Regions from separate parts of the Homo sapiens genome. Here region 1 is linked to region 2. A link is a contact called in ENCODE Hi-C or POLR2A ChIA-PET data. All regions are on one chromosome and are shown on one strand. Each heading gives the region's core, a stretch centred on a gene start or an enhancer-like site at or near the end of the contact. The rest is flanking DNA. Distances are from core to core; before and after follow the strand shown. Region 1 holds the start of ADAMTS10 (ADAM metallopeptidase with thrombospondin type 1 motif 10). Region 2 has its middle 10 kb from the start of MUC16.

What was found. A loop is a pair of places that touch in the nucleus more often than their neighbours do. ChIA-PET counts read pairs that join two places held with the same protein, here RNA polymerase II (POLR2A). Pooled maps may share reads with other maps.
Region 1: a map of posterior cingulate gyrus shows a loop between it and region 2 (6-fold over the local background). The contact joins the promoter of ADAMTS10 here to the enhancer-like site in region 2. A Hi-C loop is called at or near these places in 5 of 168 maps with a recorded cell type or tissue (MCF 10A, chondrocyte, mammary epithelial cell and 2 more) and 9 of 50 pooled maps. POLR2A ChIA-PET finds 5 or more read pairs at or near these places in 3 of 52 experiments (RWPE1, WTC11 and naive thymus-derived CD8-positive, alpha-beta T cell).

What each region holds. Positions count from the first base shown.
Region 1 is chr19:8,608,363-8,612,998 of GRCh38, forward strand. It overlaps ADAMTS10 (ADAM metallopeptidase with thrombospondin type 1 motif 10), which reads right to left and starts at 2,353. Exons shown (of 26, transcript NM_030957.4): 1 at 2,282-2,353. RefSeq lists a silencer at 1,251-1,673.
Region 2 is chr19:9,073,257-9,078,496 of GRCh38, forward strand. No RefSeq gene overlaps it. Among named protein-coding and RNA genes, the nearest start is that of MUC16, 10 kb to the left of the region's middle. RefSeq lists an enhancer at 845-1,732. Within about 2 kb of position 2,480, at least 10 of the 41 ENCODE cell types and tissues checked have a DNase peak (open chromatin) inside an H3K27ac peak, as active enhancers do; they include mammary epithelial cell, where a contact is called at or near this core.

The sequences.
Region 1 (4,636 bases), core at 1,103-3,602, 470 kb before region 2:
TCCTCTTAGACTTCTTCTTTCTTCTGTTCCTAATGAACCCCCTCCAACAAAAACCCACCTCCTCTCCCTCTCCCTCTCTTCTTGCTTCTTCTTCCCTATTCCTTCTTTGGAAGTGTCAGCCAACTCCCAGATCAAGGCCCTTCCTGGTTGGGCACCTCTGACCCCCGCTCCTGCCCTGAGCCACCCCTGAAAGGTAGGAACATTCTCATTGCAAGTGAAGCAGGGACCTCACCCCTTTCTCCCACTGGCTCCCTCCCTCCTCTCCTGTTCTTGCATTGCCAGGCCTGGTGCCCCATCCTCCTCCTTCAGGGGCTCTCTCTGGTCTTGTCTAGAGTGTCTTTGGGTCTGTCCTGGTCCCCCTAAGACCCTCAGTCCTCATCACTGTCCTCTGAAGTGAGGCGCTCCTCCCAAAACCCTCACACCCCCTTCTGTGCTTTGGGCTCAGGTGGGGTGTGAGGGACAAGGTTTGGGACATTGTGGAAGGACCCAGCACAGGGGGTGAGGACAGGGGAAGGGGACTCACCTGTGCACAGTGTATGGGGTAGGGGGAGGAGGGGGGTCTGCAGAAGGCTCACAGGCGTCTGAGCTGGGGGTCCAGCCCACAGGGTGGTGTCGAGGTGTGACACAGCCCAGGGCACCAGGTGGTGGGGGGACATGAACAAGGCAGTGGGTCTGGGGCCAAAGATGAAGCTTGAGAGAGGCTCAGGGACAGAGACGGTGGTGGCCAACAGGATGTCAGTGAGGGATCTGCACTGTGGCGTGTGTGTGTGACTGCATGTACATTACAGCATGTATGTGAGTGTGTGTGACCCTGTGTGTGATTGTGAGCGTGTGACTGCATGTGCATTATGGCTTGTGAGTGTGTGTGACCCTGTGTGTGTGTGTGTGTGTGTGTGTACCCAGGCCTGGCCATTCCTCCAGCCCCTCCTCCCCGAAGGCAGGAGGGAGGTGGCCAGCGTGGGGGAGGGTGCCAGGCCTGGAGGAGGAAATGCCTCCGGGAAATGGAAATGGCTTAGAAACAGAGGCTCTGTCCCATCCCATCCCATCCCGGGGATCCTGAAGGGACCCTAAGCTCCACACCCAAACCTCTCCGGCCAGGCTGCGGGGACAGGGCCGACGGAAGGTCCCCCGTGGAGGCCAAGGCCGCGTCTCCCCAGGCAGAGGCCCCAGCCTGCCGGCCTCCTCCCGGCTGCACATCTGGCCGGGCCGGCAGGAGGCAGTCCCTGCCGGAGAGCAGACAAAGGCCCAGCCGGGGCCTGCGGGAGGAGGGGGCCGGCGCCCGGGCTGGTCCCCCACAACCGGCCGCTAATTAAAGGCCCTGAGCCCGACCGCTGGAGACACCCTGAGACAGACGGCTGTGGCCTCACTGACCAACTCAGGGGAAGTGGGCGGCGCCACTCCCACACCCAGACACACAAACACACACTGGCAGCGACACACACCCCGCGCAACCAGAGACCGGCGCTCGGGCACTGTAGACCCACAAAAGACGCAGGACGCCTCCACCGCAGACACACACGCCGACAGGCTCAGTGCACACTCACACACCCGGAGACAAACACATGGAGACACACAACCACACACTCCCAGACATGTGTAAACACACACTCATTTACACGCGCACACACGGGACAAGACAGAGAAACACGCGGACACACAAATACACGCACCCGGGGCCTACACAAACAGAAACACACACATACATACACAGACAACCCAAGGAGACAGACACACAGGCCTACACGCTGACACATACACACTCATTTGCATGCTCACACCAAACCAGAGACAAACTCACAAGTCCCACAGACCTAGACACCCCCCCACACCAGACACACACACACAGGTATTTACACACTCATCACGGTCAGAGACAAACGCACACATGCTTGGGGACACACACACAAACCCAGACACACACACACTCGCCTCCAGATCTGCGCGCACATAGCAAACCCCTATGCGCACACACTGTCCAAACACACAGACACACAAGAGACTCATCCCCAGGCACTGACACACACATGTAATGCACAACCACTCTGCCCCTACGTGGACGGACACACACACACACACACACACACAGCGCAAACAAACCCACGGCAACCCCGGGCGTGATCAGTGGCGCGCGCACTTGCGGACCTCAGGCACCGACCGGAGTCGCACAGCGGGATGCCCTCCCCCATCCAGGGCACCACAGCCCCACGCCCTCACAGCCCGATGCGGACACACAAAGTCCCACTGAATCACGCACCCCCGGGCCCCCCGCCCGCGCCGCTACCTGCGCCGCGCCCGGGGCCTCCGCGCCGTCGCCGCCGCTGTCTCGCCGCCCCGCGCGCGCAGGAAGGGAGGGAGCGAGCGAGCGCGGCGGCGTGGCCAGGGGAGGGGGCGCGGGGAAGGCACTTCCTGAGCCGCCTGCCAGGGTTATAAAAAAACCCCCAAACTGCGCGCGGCCAGAAACCCCGCCCGCCTGCCGCCGCCCGGCCTGGGCCGCGGGCTGGACCCCAGCCAGGGACCCGGGAACTCGGGCCGCCCCGCCCGGGACCAGCGCCCCCGCCGCGTGGGAGGGGGCTGGGGAACCGCGGGGGGCGGGGAGGGGACGAAGCGGGAGAAATCGAGTGGCGGCGGGGAGAATGGGTGGGGGAGGGGAGAAAGAATCAGGTGGGGGATGGGGATGGAGGCAGAATTGGGTGGGTGGGGGTTCGGGGAAAGGGAGGAAGAGAAGGGAGAGGTTGGGGGAGGGGGAAGTTTGAATGGGAAGGGGTAGGGGGAGATGGAGGCCTGGAGGAAGGGGCTGAGTGAGGTGGGGGGAGGTGGGGGCCTGGAGGAAGGGCTGAGTGGGGTGGGGGGAAGTGGGGGCCTGGAGGAGGGGCTGAGTGGGGTGGGGGGAGGTGGGGGCCTGGAGGAAGGGGCTGAGTGGGGTGGGGGGAGGTGGGGCCCTTGAGGAGGGGCTGAGTGGGGTTGGGGGAGGTGGGGCCCTGGAGGAGGGGCTGAGTGGGTTGGGGGGAGGTGGGGGCCTGGAGGAAGGGGCTGAGTTGGGTTGGGGGCCACGGGAAGGAATGGAGGGGGGTAAGGAATGGGGCTGGAGGGGGGATGGGAGCATGAGATGCTGGGGTTGGGGAGGGGAGAGCCCACTTCCTCGCCAGCCTCTGCGGCATCAACAACAGCTGTTATTTATTGAGGGCTGGGCCTGGCTCAAACAAGCATTTATTGGGCGCCTCCCGTGTGCCAGGCACGGTGCCCGGGGCGGGAAATAAGTCCCAGCTCGGCCCCGCCCTCTCCGAGCTCTCAGGGGGGTTTGATCGGTCCTGGGCCTGGCCTTGGTCTCTGTGCCTTAACTCCTTTGCGGTGACGTAGGCTCAGCTGGTCCCATTTCACAGATGAGGAAACTGAGGCCACAGAGATGGGGAGAGTGAAAATTCTGTTGGAACCGGAGCCCTCTTGGTCTTGGTCACTCTGGGTCTCGCTCCATAAAATGAACGAATGCGTGAATGAGGAGGACCTGGATGGTTGGGGCAGGGCTGGGATTTGAATCCCAGGCGCCTGGTACAGTGCCTGGTTCCAGGGAAGGGCGGTGACCCCCAGGCCTCACAATTGCAGGCATTTCCCAGGAACGCCCCCCCCCAGGGAGCTGGCCAGAGCCTTGGCCTTGGCTTTGTCTGAGTCTGGGTTTACTCATCCACACAGTGGGGGTAATAACAGCCTTCCCAGGGCTGGAGTAGGGGGTGGAGGAGGGGTTTCATTCTGCAGCAAAGATTTGTTGTTATGTGCTGGGTTCCAGGGACACAGCTGAGACCAGGAGGGCAGCTTCCCAACTCGGAATTTTTCCTTTTGAACTTGGAATGACCTGTCATTACTCACGCATACAGCAGGTGCTGCATAAATACCAGACTCCTGGAGTTCCCACCACACTACCTTACCCCAACCTCCTGGGACTCCAGGCTAGACCAGAGGTGCAGCCCCCACCCTCCTGTTTGCTCCCCACACTCCCTCCTTCCCACCAGGGCCTCTCGGGCCCCCATTTGAGGAACGAGTCTAAGTCAGCCATTTCTGGCCTCTGTTAGCTGTTCTTCTACTACCTATGGGGCCCTCTTTCTCCATCAAAGAGGTGGTGGCTTCCTTTCTTTGCTGTAGATACTAAAGGCTCCCACTGTTAGCCTAGTGACTGGTCCAGCCACCTGTCCCTACTTTTTTTTTTTTTTTTTTTTTGAGATGGAGTCTTGCTGTGTTGCCCAGGCTGGAGTGTGGTGGTGTGATCCTGGCTCACTGCAACCTCCGCCTCCCGGGTTCAAGCAATTCTCCAGCCCCAGCCTCCCGAGTAGCTGGGTTTACAGGCACCTGCCACCATGCTCGGCTAATTGTATTTTTAGTAGAGATGGGGTTTTACCATGTTGGCCAGGCCAGTCTTGAACTCCTGACCTCAAGTGATCCGACCACCTTGACCTCCCAAAGTGCTTGGATTACAGGCGTGAGCCACTGCACCCAGCCCACCTGTCCCTCCTCTTAAGGATGGGTGGTTTCCAGACCGCACTGGGAATTTCAGGGTTGCTTTGAGCCAGGCGCTCCTAGGTTCTGGCACTCCTAGGTTCTGGCACTCCTAGCTGTGAAACCTCTCATTATAATTACTCTGTGAAAC
Region 2 (5,240 bases), core at 1,230-3,729:
GATTGTGCCACTGCACTCCAGCCTGGACGACAAAGTGAGACTCTGTCTAAAAAAAAAAAAAAAAAAAAGTTTTCTGTAGACACCGAATCTCACTATATATGTTCCCCAGGATGAACTTGAAGTCCTGGGCTCAAGTGATCCTCCCATCTCAGCCTCCCAAAGTGCTGGGATTACAGGTGTGAGCCACCGCGCCCGACCCATAGATGCTTGTTAAGGGAAAATCCCAGCACTTTAGGAGGCCAAGGAGGGTGGATCACCTGAAGTCAGGAGTTCGAGACCAGCCTGGCCAATATGGTGAAACCCCATCTCTACAAAAAATACAAAAATTAGCTGGGCTTTTTGGCTGGTGCTTGCAATCCTTGAGAGGCTGAGGCAGGAGAATCACTTGCCTGTAGTCTTAGCTACTTGGGAGGCTGAGGTGGGAGGATTTGCTTGAACCCAGGAGTTCAAGGCTGCAGTCAGCTATGATAGCGCCACTGTACTTCAACCTGGGCAACAGAGGGAGACCTGGTCCCTTAAAAAAAAAAAGACATTTCTCAAGAGGGCCTTCTACCTTCCTTCCTTCCCTTTGAAAAACCTAGGAGGGAGTTACAGATGTTATTGTTCACCAGCTGTATCCTAAGGAATTCAGGTTCGTCCTAAAGGAAAATGCCTTTTCCCCTTTCCTCACCTCGTTTTAGATACTCTCTGGAGGATTTTCCTCAGATTCTCGCTGAAACCTGACTCTCTCCTGGTAATGCAAATATTCCTGGGCTCTCTATGGGAAAGCTGCGGCCCTGTGCCTGACCCCAGGGCACTGGGAGAGAAAGTCTTTCCGGGCCGCAAGGTGTCATAGGAAAGGGGTCCCAATCCAAACCCCAAGAGAGGGCTCTTGGATCTCAGGCAAGTCTGTAAAGTGAAAGCAAGTTTTTAGGAAAGTAAAGGAATAAAAGAATGGCTACTCCATAGACAGAGCAGCCCCAAGGGCTGCTGGTTGCCCATTTTTATGGTTATTTCTTGATAATATGCTAAAGAAGGGGAGGATTATTCATGCCTCACCTTTTTAGAGCATCTGGGGTAACTTCCTGGTGTCGCCATGGCATCTGTAAACTGTCATGGTGTTACTGGTAGAAGGTGTCCAGGTTCTTGGCATCCCAAACAAAGAATTGGACAAAACACACCAACAAAGCAAAAGCAAGGAAGGCAGAAGCAGGGATTTTTTTTTTTTTTTTTTTTTTTTGAGACGGAGTCTTCCTCTGTCATCCAGGCTGGAGTGCAATGGTGCAATCTTGGCTCACCGCAACCTCCGCCTCCCGGGTTCAAGTGATTCTCGTGCCTCAGCCTTCCGAGCAGCTGAGATTATAGGCATGCACCCCCATGCCCGGCTAATTTTGTATTTTTTTTTAGTAGAGTCGGGGTTTCTCCATGTTGGTTAGGCTGGTCTCGAACTCCCAACCTCAGGTGAACTCCCGACCTCAGGTGATCCGGCTGCCTCGGCCTCCCAAAGTGCTGGGATTACAGGTGTGAGCCACCGCGCCCCAGCCAGAGGCAGGGATTTATTGAGAATGAAAGCACACTCCACAGTGTGGGAGTGGGCTGGAGCATAGGGGCTCAAAGTCCCCATTACAGAATTTTTCGGAGTTTAAATACCCTTTACTTGGGGTACGCCCTATGTAAATGGAGAGGATGAAGTAAGGTTACAGTCATTGACTTGGCTTCCGCCCTTCCTGCCATAGGTGAAGTGTGAATCGACCTTATATTCTTGGCCTCCAGACCTTGTTTTCCTGACTCAGTGACACTGATGGGAGTGTAGCAGTGAGGACAACCAGAGGTCACTATTGGGGCCATCTTGGTTTTGGTGGGTTTTGACTGGCTTCTTTTTGCAACCTGTTTTATCAGCAAGGTCTTTATGACCTGCATCTTGTGCTGACCTCCTATCTCATCCTGTGACTTAGAATGCCTTAATTGTCTGGGAACACAGCCCAGCAGGTCTTGGCCTTATTTTACCCAGCCCCTACACAAGATGGAGTCACTCTGGTTTAAACATCTCTGACAAAGGCATTCAGAGAGAAAGTCTGTCCATGTGAACATTGTCTCCTAAGCTTGCCGGGTGCTCCAATCACGGCCATGGGCAGGACGTGTGACAGCTGGTCTCCCCCTCCAAGACTCCCAGACTAGCAGGCAAATCTAACATTCCAGAAACCCTTAAATAGTTCATGAATGACACCTGAAATCTGCATTCTGCTGGGGGAGGCAGGGACGTGTCTTGGCCGTGGCTGGGAAGCAAGATTTTTAAAGCTCAGGCCTGAGCTGGAAGAAAAGACTGGAGGAAGAGGGGAGGGGATGGGCAGGATTCCAACTCTCCTGGGGGAGTTCCAGGCTGGGGCAACACCGGTTTTACTTTCTGAAGCGGAGGGAGGTCTCTGTCCATCTCCTGCTGACACCCACCCCACCTGGGCCTGGCTGCTACCCGAGGGTAATTATCTGCACCCAGCCATGCACCGCACCGCCGTTCCCACTGCCCATGACTCACTCGGCCCCCCTTGCGTTCTTTGTTCTTCGCCTCCTTCCCCCACCTCCCTGCAGGCTTCACACTTTGCAGGCCTAGGTCTTAGTCATCTCTGGGAACGGCTCCAATTTTCTTACAATGATAAGTAAATGGATCATTCTTTAGCTCGGCTAGAATGTCCCCATCTTTATTCTCAGAGCAATTCCTTGCACATAGCCGCATGCCCTCATCATAGGGATTTTGCCCTGGCTGCCACCTTGCCCTCCTTCTGGTTCCCTGTTTCATTTTCGAAGGTCTTTCTTCTTTGAGACAAGGTCTCACTCTGCCCCTAGGTGAAGGGCAGTGATGCGATCATAGTTTACTGTAGCCTCCAACTCCTGGGCCCAATCGATCCTCCAACCTTGGCCTCCTGAGTAGCTGGGACTGTAGGCACCCGGCTAATTTTTAAAAATTATTTTCAGAGACAGGGTCTTGGCCGGGTGCGGTGGCTCATGCCTGTAATCTCTGTACTTTAGGAGGCCGAGGTGGGTGGATCACCTGAGGTCCGGAGTTCCAGACCAGCCTGGCCAAAATGGTGAAACCCCGTCTATATTAAAAATACAAAAAAATTAGCCAGGCGTAGTGGTGCACGCTTGTAGTCTCAGCTACTCAGGAGACTGACGCAGGAGAATCACTTGAACCCAGGAGGTGGAGGTTGCAGTGAGCCGAAATTATGCCATTGCACTCCAGCCTGGGCGACAAGAACAAAACTCCATCTCAAAAACAAAACAAACAAACAAACAAAAAAACTCAAAAGAGACAGGTTCTTGCTGTGTTGCCCAGGCTGGTCTCGAACTCCTGACCTCAAGTGATCCTACTGCATTGGCCTCCCAAAATGCTGAGATGACAGTCGTGAGCCACCACACCTGGCCTCGTTTTGAAGGTCTTGAATCAAATAATTACCTTTTCCTTGAGGTATCTGGAATATATAGATAACATAACCGGTTAGGTCAGGGGTCGATCTTTAACCAGGCCCAGGGTGCGGTGCCGGGCTGTCTGCCTATGGATTTGATTTCTGCCATTTAGTTTTTACTTCTTCTTTCTTTGGAGGCAGAAATTGGGCATAATATGAGGGGTGGTGTCCTCCCTTACTATGATTGTGCCCCTGCACTCCAGCCTGGTCAACACAGCAAGACCCTGTCTCAAAAAGAAAAGGGATCTAACATCTTTTTAAATTTACTTATTTATTCTACCTGTAGACTCTTAACACTAGAATGTCAGGGATTTTTGCATGTTGGTTCATTCACTGATCCGTTGTATTCTCAGACCTGGGGCTTGTCAAGCATGCAGGCACTGAATGAACATCTGTTAAGGAAATGCCGAGTGAGCCAAGCATGGAATTTGTAAGGCTCTTGTGTCGTTTCGAACCCCGAGAGCAAGCCAACAAACAACATGAGCTGGTGTGGAGCAACACGCTGTTTTAATGTGCACCTGGGTGCAGACGGCTGAGGCCTAAAATGGCGTCAGCCCCAAGTGAGGACGGGGCAGGGGTTTTATAGTCTCCCGTAAACAGCAAGTGTCCCAGTCTGACGTAACTGCTACATGGTACCCGGATGGCCCGTCTCTTGATCTTCAGGGGCATGTGTCTTCCGGCCAGGGTAGATGTCTTCCAGCCAGGGTACGTGTCTTCCGGCCAGGGCAGGTGTCTTCCGGCCAAGGTAGCTGTCTTCCGGCCAGGGTAGATGTCTTCCGGCCAGGGTAGATGTCTTCCGGCCAGGGTAGGTGTCTTCCGGCCAGGGTAGATGTCTTCCGGCCAGGGTAGATGTCTTCCGGCCAGGGTACGTGTCTTCCGGCCAGGGTACATGTCTTCCGGCCATCTCTCTTCCTGCTTCTGCTATCTTGCTGGCGCATGCTGCTGGGGCAAGTAGCCTTGCACCTTGGGACTGGGCCTGAGAAGGGAGGAGTTATTCATCCCCCCAAGTTTATCCTCCCAAGTTTTCAGGCCGCGGGGAGAATCTTTCAGAATTATTCTGTCAATATTGTTTCTTCCCCCTTACCCTGGCTCTCTTCTCCCAATCCTGCCCTGGTCCCCACTCTGCAGATGAGTAGACACTGTGTCCCACCTTGTCCTGTGGGTGCCTGATACTTGACTCTGTCAGTGCTTGTGGCTGCTGTAGTTTTATTTATTTTCGAGACAGAGTCTCACTCTGTCACCCAGGTTGGAGTGCAGTGGCGCTATCTCGGCTCACCGCAACCTCTGCCTCCCAGGTTCAAGCGATTCTTCTGCCTCAACCTCCCGAGTAGCTGGGATTATCTAGGCGTGCACCACCATGCCCAGCTATTGTATTTTTAGTAGAGACAGGGTTTCACCATGTTGGCCAGGCTGGTATCAAACTCCTGACCTCAGGTGATCCCCCCACCTCGGCCTACCAAAGTGCTGGGATTACAGGTGCGAGCCACTGTGCCTGGCTTGTAGTTTAATTTTTATTTATTTATTTATTTATTTATTTATTTATTTTTGGAGATGAAGTCTTGCTCTGTCACCCAGTCTGGAGTGCAGTGGCACAATCTCGGCTCACTGCAACCCCCACCTCTCAGGTTCAAGCGATTCCCCTGCCTCAGCCTCCCAAGTAGCTGGGATTACAGGCGTGCACCATCATGCCTGGTTAATTTTTGTATTTTTAGTAGAGATGGGGTTTCGCCATGTTGGCCAAGCTGGTCTTGAACTCCTGGCCTTAAGTGATCTGCCTGCCTTGGCCTCCCAAACTGCTGG